2 separate regions of the Homo sapiens genome follow, and region 1 is linked to region 2. Evidence: chromatin loops called from intact Hi-C (ENCODE). Cell type or tissue: GM12878. All regions are shown on one strand.

Region 1 (5,000 bases), 270 kb before region 2:
CATGGTTCTGGAGGCTGGAAGTCCAAGATCCAGGTGTTGGCAGGCTTGGTTTCTCTGGAGGCCTCTCTGTTGCTGATGGCTGCCTTCTCTGTGTGCGCTCACACAGCTTCTCCTCGGTGTGGGCCTGTGATCTGATTGCCTCTTCTTACAGGGACACTGGTCAGAGTGGGTGAGGGCACGTCCTCGAGGCTCCATTTCAATGGACTCACCCCCTTAAAGGCTTATCTCCAAGGGTCGTCACATTCTGAGGTACTGGGGTTGAGTCTTCAACACAGGAATTTGGGAGAGACAGTCAGCCCATAGCACACACCAGCCACTGCTGGGGAAGGTGGTCACAGCAGCAGAGGCTGGCTTCTATCGGACACTTGCCGCGAGCCAGGCACGGTGCTGGGGCTGTGCCGTGTGAGCTCATTGAATCCCGCAGTGCTTCCACGAAGGAGATATTTCAGAGATGAGGAAATCAGCTTGGGCAGACTGCCTGAGGGCATGCACCTGGAAAGCCAGGAAACAGGCCTGGACGCACGGACTTACCCACGGTACTATGTTGCTGCCCGATTAGATTTCTAGCACTTTCTCTAGAGGAGGAGGGTCATGCGGTTACGCTCTTTGGGGCCATTAGTCTGTTTTTCTAGAGTCCTAATGGGAATGAAGAACAGCCCTAACTCTGCTATTCTGACTGCAGTTTGGGGGAGAACTAGGAAAGGAAAAGCAGAAAAAGGGGGTCAGTTCCTCCACACTGCATATGGAGAAGGGCATTCCAAGCTGAATTAGTGGCTTTGACTCCGGAGAGGGCAGGCCATGCCCAAGTGGTTGTTAGAACCTCAGGAGCACATGTGAGGAGCCCCCAGGCTAGCTTAGGAGATGGCCTTGGAAATGGGAGGGGGCACAGTTGTTTCCCAAACTGGGCGGGACTTGGGGAACCCCCATCTGGGATTGTCCACCATGGATGTGAAGACCAAGGGCTCAGGGAGTGAAGGTCATGGCAGATACCCCCAGCCAAGGTGGCTGGCCTGGGAGTGGGAAGATGCCAGGAGAACACAGCATGGCCAGCAGCTCCCTGGGGCTGTCTGACAGCTCCTGAAGGGCCTCGGGTTCCACACGGAGTGTGGGGTGGTTTGAAGGTGTTGGCATGAAGCCAGTGCTCCTTGGTTCCTGGTGTGGGGGCCAGAAGCTCAGAATACTGGGGCTAAGGGAACCCCCTACATCTGACATCAATTCTTTTCCCTGTCCCCAAATGGGGGCTGGAGTGGGGAAGGGTTGAGGTTGTCATGTCCAAAGCTCTTTCCTTCTCATCCTCCTAAGCACCCAGCATCACTCATCCCTGGACAATTTAGCTGCCATCAGCACCTGCTGTTTGATGCAGAAAGAGGGGAAGGGGAGGTCAGAGGAGGGAGGAGAGCAGAGGGGACACCAGAGGCTTTGTTCCCAGGTGCCCACCTCCTAGGGAGGGAGGGGTGGGGGTCAGTGGCAGCCCCATGCCCTATCTGGCAGGCAATCCTGTGTCTGAGTTTGGGAATTAAGCTGTCCTCGCCTCTCCAGCATGAATGAGGCCTGGGGGACTGTGACAAGAGCTGTCAGTGCTGGTATCCTGTGCCAGTAATCGCTCAAAAGGCCAGGCAGCTCAGGACGCCTGGGAAAGATGGGATGGAGAGGGCAGGGTCCAGGGCCTGCTGGGGAGGGGCCAGACAGGAACACAGACACCTTTGTGTGCACCTGATCAGTGCCAGCCACTGGCTGCTTCCTGTCGGAGGGGCTTTGTCCCTGTCCTGTCTCCCATGCCTGGACTTTAGGCAACTCTGGGCCTAGGGCCACATCCAACCACACTGTGTTCTGTCCCCAGCGCTTGCTCGGGGCCAGGCTCCGAGCTTCCCCTGAAAGCTTGTCCTGGAGGGGATCGAACTTCAAGGCGAGGCAGGTGACGGTGAATGTCTTGACGGCCCTCAGCAGATGGGGCTTTTACTGAGGTTGAGTTTCTTTCTGGCAAGAAGTTTTGGGGACCAGGGTTCTAGGCCGTGGGCCCCAGCCCAGCTCATTCCAAAACCATTAGGCCAGGTAACCGCAGCAGCACAGTGGGGCCAGGTGACAGCTGGAGCAGCTGCAGACAGCCTCAGTCCCCAGCGTGCTGACATGTTAGAAGTACACGTCACTATCTCAGCAGTCAGCCGCCACATCTGGAACTGCTCTCGGCCTCCTCTAATTGCCTCATTATTTTCCGAGGAAAAGCGCCCCCGTCCCCAGCTCTCCGTTGCTGTCCCTTCCCTCTGGCCTGTCCCGAAATCCACCTGAATGAGCCCCAGACCAGGGTTTGGGATTCTATGGGGGAGGGGAGGGCATCTCTCCAACTTGCAGGCCCTAGAAAAGAGAGAAACCACACATGGACCTGGCTTTGTCCCTGGTGCCCGGAACGCAGGGTCCTTGAAGAATTCAGGTGGATCCCTTGGAACACGCAAGACTCTGACCCCTCTTCCTGTCAGCAAGTGTCTGTCGTGCACAACATTGTCTGAAACTAGGGAGAGGGCAAGGAAGCAGAAGATACAGTTTCTGCACACAGTGCACCTGCCATCTAGGTGGAAAGACAAAAAGGAAGTGGAGAACCAGTCAGGCGAGGTGTGGCTTATAATCCTGACCGCATCTCATTTGTCCACCCATCACCTAGGGGCCCGGGCTGTGTGTTGGCCGTAGTGGGTGTCGAGATGCAGCTGTAGCCCTGTCCTGGAGCACCTGACATGTTTCAGAGAGATTGCAGGAGAGGCACCCAGGCATCCGGAGATCACTAGCAAAATGCCGATGCAGCCTGGGTGGGGAGGGGGCCTTCCTGGGGACCTGAGAGCTTTCAGGAGGAGAGAAGGGAGGGGCATTCCAGAGGAAGGAGTGCTGTGGTTTCTAGATGTGTCTGCAAGCAGTGTGGTGTGTTACTGCAGTGTAGAGCTTGTGGCAGGGAGCGACATGGCTGGAGAAGTAGCAAACTTGGGGAGCTTGGATCCTGACCCATAGGGGAGGGGAGCACGAGACGGCAGAGGTCAGAAAGCCCAGGGAGGGGGAGGTAGGTAGCACAGAGCTGTTGCGGAGTCAGGGCCGTGGCACACCTGGAGGCCTGCGCCGTCCTGATAATCCTCTCAGCCGGTGACTAAAGGAGCCCTCCAAGCAGCAGACAAGTTACCCCTCAACATCAAGACACCCAGAAACTCCCCGGCTTCAGCTCTCCCTGGGTCTCAGGTCACCACTTAGCCCAGCTGTGTCCGGTGCAGACCTGGAAGGAGTGTGGGAGGATCTGTTTGGCTGGTGGGTCTTAGGGTCCTTCTTTTTTTTTTTTCTTGAGATGGAGTCTCGCTCTGTCACCAGGCTGGGGTGCAGTGATGTGATCTCAGCTCACTGCAGTCTCCACCTCCCGGGTTCAAGCAATTCTCCTGCCTCAGCCTCCCGAGTAGCTGGGACTACAGGTGCGTACCACCACGCCTGACTAATTTTTGTATTTTTAGTGGAGACGGGGTTTCACCATGTTGGTCAGGATGGTCTCAATCTCCTGACCTCGTGATCTGCCCACCTCAGCCTCCCAAAGTGCTGGGATTACAAGTGTGAGCCACCCTGCCACCCTACCCAGCCCTTAGGGTCCTTCTTGTACTTGTTGGGGGCTCCTTGTTCCTGGAAGCCCACGGTCTCCCCCACCTGCCCAAGGTGGGCCCTGGGTGGGCCACTCTCAGGCCCAGCGACCCGGCTGGCCTGTCCTGGGAGTCTTTGCAGCCGGAACCTCAGAAAGGATGGGGAAAGCTTGGAGCTGCATGTAGGGTTCCAGCTGGAAAAATTGGAGGGGAAGGCACACTCCATCCTGCCCCCAGCATCAACTGAGGCCAAGAATTCTCCTAACAGGGCCTGGCTCCAAAAGATGACAGGCCGCCCATCATCTGCCGGCCTCTGTTGTGGTCCCTGGCACAGTCTCTGTCCCTGTCTGACTCTCAGTGTTTATACATATTCATCCCTCTGTGCCCCAGCATGTGGTCCCTGGTTAGTGCCTTCCCCTTCTGTTAAGATTGCACTCTCGTCCCCTCGCACCTGCCTCGCTCCCTGCCTCTCATTTTCTGTCTCTTATTTTCTCTCTCCAGTCTCTCCTTCTGTGTTAATGTCCCTTCTCTCCTCTGGGTGGCAGCTTCGGCGCCATCCTCTCTTCAGCCTCCTTTTCACTGGGGAGAGCCCCTCTTAGGGGAGGCCCAGCAGCGGCCCCATGATGCAGGGGTGCTGATGAGGGTGCCTGAGCCCCCACAAGACCTGTGTGGGAGGGCAAGGAGGGATGGGCAGAGGCGAGGAGAGGGTGGTGAGAGCTACGGGCAGGGCCTTGGTCAGGGAAGTGAGGAACCTCCTTCACCTCACCCAGTCCCAGCCCGGGACGCCCTTCACAGAGACGGAGGCAGGAATGGCGCTCTTTTCTCTGGCTTCCTGCAGCTGGGGCTCTGTGGGGCCGTAGTGGACTTCAGCCTCGGACGGTCTCCACCAGCTCCTCTCTCAAACAAACAAACTGAGCCTGCTCTGCAAATGTTTGATGACCGGTCCCCTCTATACCTCCCTTGCAGCCTCCCCAGGCCCCTGCTGTATAGAAATGCTGGAGCCTCCACCACTCAGAGATGGGCACCAGCGCTGCGCTGAGTCCAAGAGGGGCGAGGCAGGCCTCTCCTGTTGCAGGGGAGTGGGGTGTACGTGGGACCCTGGGGAATGATCCTAAGGTGACAAAGTTGGGACCCTTCAGTAGCTCATAAACTGGCGTGAAGACTAAAATGAAATGGTAGGGGCGACTCCAGTCATGGGCCCCTGGGCTTAAGGCACCTCAGCACTTCATGATCCCTCAGCCGGAGCCCGGAAGCCTTCCTTGGGGGAGGTCCAGCAGGCGTCCAGCTGTCCACTCCCTGGCCTCGCCTGGCTCCCTTCCCTTGCTGGACACGCACCGAGTCACCAGGCCTGCTTCTCCCCAGGCTTCAGATGTGCAGGCGCGCCCCTTCCACTCGAGGCCT
Region 2 (5,000 bases):
ATGAATTTCAATATGCTAACAGTATTAAGCTGGCCAAGATAAACTTAACGGATTTGGTTTAGTATTTGGTGCCAAGAAACATACAGCTGATGAACCCAGCTCACAGTTGCACTGAAATCACCTGGTGTTTCCTTGCCTCTCTATCTACTCTGTCCTCAGGCAGGCACTGAGAGAGATGACCTTGGCCAGGCCATGCAGGAAGACGGGAAAATTGCTTACAGCTCTGACAGGAGCTGCACCCTGCAAAAAACAGCCTTTGGATTGTTGACTCACCAAACTAGCCAGTTCGTGTTAATGCAGCTGTGACACAGGATGGCTTTGCTGCCTCCTAGGTGGTGAGACAAAGGGACGTGAGGAGGGGGCAAAAGGGAACGCAGAAAAATACCTGGTTCATGCAGACCTGTGGGAACAGCTGCCAAACAAAAATTACTGAGGACATTTGTGAGGGTAACTGGCGGAGATCTTACCAGAGATTTGAACTGTAAAGGAAAGTGGTAAAGTTTTATTTAGGACACCCCAAGGCGGAGCTGAGCACGGTGGAAGGTCCAACTCGATTCTCGAATAGTAAGAGAACAAAGTATCTGGATACACTTCTCATGCTCATTCATCCTGTGCCATGTAATTGGGGTTCAAAACTAGGATGGAAAACCTAAAAAAAAATTATTAGTGAATGAGGAAGTGGCAAAAGAAAAAAAAATTTACTCAACAAAGACAAAGGTTCCTTGGGCACTTAGAATGCACTGGGCACTGTGTTAGGGGTATTGAGTGGACAAGAGTGATCACCAGCTTCCAGTCCAGAGAGAAGGGCAGATGTAGGATAAGGAGAACCAGGATGGACACCGAGCAGCAGGAGTTCCATGTGTTACAAGTTCTGTCCCCAAGGGCCTCTCTGCCTGAGGGTCTCCCGCTGGGACGGCCATCTTCGTTACCACTGCTCTACCTGCACTTGCGGCTCCCTTATGGAAGTGGGTATTTCTGGGCTCTGCCCTCGGAGAGTCTGCTTTCATCTGCATGGGGAAGGAAATCTGTATTTTTTTCCCCGGGCTCTCCAGGTAATTATGGTAAGCTGGGTCTGGAACACTTCCTCTCGTAGACTCAGGTTAGAAAGTTGCTGGGTGGTACAAAGTCCATGCTGAGAAGGCACAGTTGAATACATCCTGCTCTCCTGTAGGAGATCCTGAGTGTCCTCTCCTCTGGGAGCCAGCCTAGATGGTGTTAGGGTCCCTCCTCTGTGCTACACTAGTGATCTGGGCCCGCTTGCTTTAGCACAGTCTGTTATCATGCTGGCTTATTCTAGGTCTCTGCCATTAGGCTCTGAATTCCAACATGGCTGTTGTATCTCACTCACCTCCTTTTCCCTGGTGTTTGGCATAAAGGGTATACAATAAATATCTGTTGCTAAATGAGGGAGGGGAGCGCGTTTTTTTTGAGATAGAGTCTCACTCTGTCGCCCAGGCTGGAATGCAGTGGCACGATCTCGGCTCACTGCAATCTCGGCCTCCTGGGTTCAAGTGATTCTCCTGCCTCAGCCTCCTGAGTAGCTGGGATTACAGGCACGCGTACCACCACGCCCAGCTAATTTTTATATTTTTAGTAGAGAAGGGGTTTCACCATGTTGGTAAGGCTGGTCTTAACTCCTGACCTCGTGATCCGCCCTCCTTGGCCTCCCAAAGTGCTAGGATTACAGGTGTGAGCCACTGTGCCCAGCCACGTGATGATTTTTATGTATTTCTGAGCCCTGCTCTCCGGGAGAAAACATGGGCAGGGTGACATGGAAGAGGGATATCAAAATAGATATGCCAGGAACCACCATGCCACCGATGACAGGGCCACTCACTGCAGCCACTGGTGCAGTTTGGTGCCGTGACAGAGCTGGTACCGGCGCTCTGGTTACAAGATCCGCTCCGGCTTTCTGGGGGACTCTCCATTTACCCCATCTTCTCAAGCTCACTACACTTTACTTTTGAGTAGGAAATATGAAAAATTAAAAAGTATCTCAATGGGTCTTGTGGGAAAATGTCCAGGATTCTGACATACCTTTAAATTCTTAAAAGCAAAAAACTTTTGCTCTCTAAAATGTTACTTCTTTAATAGGGTATGTGGGTTTTTTTTTTACCCTCCCGACTGCTTTTAAGAAATGCCCATAATACAGCCACACTTTTAGAGACTATGAAATAACTGATGAGGGAGTAAATCTTTAATTTGAAGAGAAGCAAAATAGAAAAATACTCTGAAATTCTGTATGTCCCTTGAAACATTAAAGAAGTAAAATACTCTTTCTTTCAAATGGTTTCACTTTTTAAAAGTTTTAATCTGTACTTTCACTTAAGAACATGCATGTGCATGCATGGGGGAGTTTAAGGCGGGGAGCGGGGAAAGGCATAAATGGCTGGAAAGGGCACCTGTGAGTGAGGTCTGAAGACATGGGCTTTTTCCTACTCGCTCCGCTTCCAAAATCAGCGAAGCTCTACCGCCCTCTTGTGACACAGTAAGATGCTCCCAAGAGGCACGATCTGCTCAGATTGTATCAACCAAATCCAAAAACACCCCCATAGCCCACATTGAGACATTACCTGTACAAAGATTAGAATAAGAAATAATCTTGCCTTTTTTTTATTCAAAAGGATCACAAGCTTCACATCAATTTGGCTTCAAAAAGACCTCATGTCTTAAAACTAAGTACCGTGACATTTATTTTGCCATCTGTGACAGTTTCACGTCGAAAAAGCCTCAACATAAAAAAATTACCTTCAAAACCCACTGAGACATTCTCACATAAACTAGGATACTGCACAAACAATAAAGTTCTTTCTTCAATAGTCAATCTTTTCAATTTCATCCATGTCTTCAGCGTTGAGTTGCTTAATACTGCTGTCTAAAAGAACAAAAGAGAACAGAACTAGTCTCATGTCAGGGTCTAAATGGAACTTCATTCCATCCATATTTCTGAAGACAGTGATACCTCGTATAAAAAGCCTTGGTATAGGAACATAAGGAAGGAAGGGTGCCAAAATCACTGACCAATACTAACTCAAACAGCATCAAATGCACCAGACCATGGAATGTATGTATCTAGATACGCTGGGGCAGAGAAGGCCAGAGTGGAAGTGAGGAGAGCCTGGGAGGGACTGAGGCTCTTCTACTGCAGTCACTTCCTGAGACCAGGGCCTTAGAAGCTCACCATAGCGACAGTGGCCTTAACACATCTTCCTCACCCTGTCCTCCCCAGTTAGCCTAACACAGGGGCACTTAACCTACTTCCCTGAAAGGTCGGTGGATGTGCTACACTCAGTCTGCCAACCTGTGAAAATTATATTCCAAATGGCATGTGTGTGCCTGTGTGCACTTCCCTGGGGACAGCGCTTATTGCTTTCTACAAGGTTAAGTACCACTGTCCTGGAAGGTGTTCCTTCTCCCCTGCTCCCCAGCCACATCCATGGGCTTTGGGGCACAGGACAATTTGAACCATGGGACCTTTTGAGTTTCCATCAGAGAAATCTGCCAGTCCAGAGTTCCAGCAGGCCATCATCAGAGCCTGCCTTGTTTAGATGGGGGGCTGGAGGAAAGGTCGCGGACTTCAGAATTTAGGACTTTCCTGTTTGGGAGGGTGGGCAAGAGGAGGGAAAAAGCGTAAGTAAAAGAGGAGAACTGAAGAGAATCTTAAAGGATGTTACTACTTTGCTTAGGGAATTTCTTTATAAGATACGAAAATCTGCTTCTGTAATCTGCTCTGCCTTCACAAGATGTGAAATTCTGACTCCAGAATGAGTTATAACATGTAAATCTGAGCTCAAATTTTATTTTTTTGAGACGCAGTCTCACTCTTTCGCCAGGCTGGAGTGCAGTTGTGCGACCTCAGCTCACTGCAACCTCCGCCTCCTGGGTTCAAGCGATTCTCCTGCCTCAGCCTCTCCAGCAGCTGAGACTACAGGCATGTGCCACCACGCCCAGCTAATTTTTGTATTGTTAGTAGAGATGGGGTTTTACCATGTTGGCCAGGATGGTCTGGATTTCCTGACCTCATGATCTGACCACCTCGGCCTCCCAAAGTGCTGGGATTACAGGTGTGAGCTGCCACACCCGGCCTGAGCTCATATTAATTCTGCTTGATCAAAATAATTTTTAATTACCATATAAGCATTATTTAATCATCTGTCTCATATTAGAACCCTGGTCCTGTGAATTAGAAGCCTTCCAGCTCATGCATTCTGCTTCTACTACTCTCATGAGCCCCTGGACTCCAGCTCTCCAGCACACATCATCACTGTCAGACCGGCAGGTCTGTAGTTCATATTGTGAGGGTGGTGCTACTTACTAAAGTGGTCCTGGATTTTCATGAGCGAGGGCAGCTCATCTACTTCAATCATGTTGAAGGCAAGGCCTTTTTTCCCAAAGCGCCCCGTCCGCCCTATGCGGTGGAGGTAGGTCTCATAGTCCGGCTCCTCTCCTTGTTTTACAGGGAGATCAAAGTTCACAACAATTGTGACCTGCTTCACATCAATCCCTAGAAGAGGAAAAACACTGTAGGGTCCTGCAATGCTTTCCTCAGTACACGGGCCATTCAAGTACCACGTCTGCCAAGGGAATTCCTATTTATAGAGAAAATTTAGAAATCCAACCAGGGCTTATGTAATTGAGACAGGTACTTTGGTTAGGAAGTTTGCTTGCATGCTGTGATGTCTATGATGCTAGATGAGCGTGTCCATAGAGAATGCTACAGAAATGTAAATATACACAAGGCGTGTGTGTGTGTGTGTGTGTGTGTGTGTGTGTGTATGTGTGTGTGTGGTGGAGAGGTGCCCTCACCAAGCCCACAGAGCCACCCTCTCCTCTCTGCTCCTGCTGTGCCAAGTCCCCAGCAGGCCCCATAGTCTCACACCCGCTTGCCCGTCATGGGGCTCTGGCTCTGCTCCGTTTCATGGCTACTGTCCTGGTCAGGTCTTTTGAGCCCTTGCCTCAGTGGTTACAACAACTTCCAGACTGGTTTCTCACCACTCTCT

The links. A loop is a pair of places that touch in the nucleus more often than their neighbours do. Peaks named below come from ENCODE experiments on the same cell type or tissue, not always from the same donor. Only the 100,000 strongest peaks of a DNase experiment are listed, where the experiment ranks them.
Region 1: a loop joins it to region 2, with 4 times the contacts of the local background. A loop is called at or near these places in 103 of 110 quality-filtered maps.

What each region holds. Positions count from the first base shown.
Region 1 is chr11:126,186,407-126,191,406 of GRCh38, reverse strand. No RefSeq gene overlaps it. Among named protein-coding and RNA genes, the nearest start is that of RPUSD4, 23 kb to the left of the region's middle. RefSeq lists an enhancer at 4,764-5,000. In GM12878, a CTCF peak has its summit at 4,139; DNase peaks (open chromatin) are centred at 2,036 and 2,636; H3K4me3 peaks cover 1,320 bases; H3K27ac peaks cover 1,836 bases.
Region 2 is chr11:125,920,695-125,925,694 of GRCh38, reverse strand. It overlaps DDX25 (DEAD-box helicase 25), which reads right to left. Exons shown (of 12, transcript NM_013264.5): 11 at 4,316-4,504; 12 at 1-2,875. The coding sequence ends at 2,814. It overlaps DDX25-AS1 (DDX25 antisense RNA 1), which reads left to right. Exons shown (of 4, transcript NR_199024.1): 4 at 160-2,276. Among named protein-coding and RNA genes, the nearest start is that of DDX25-AS1, 16 kb to the left of the region's middle. In GM12878, a CTCF peak has its summit at 2,476 (motif pointing left); a DNase peak (open chromatin) is centred at 2,494.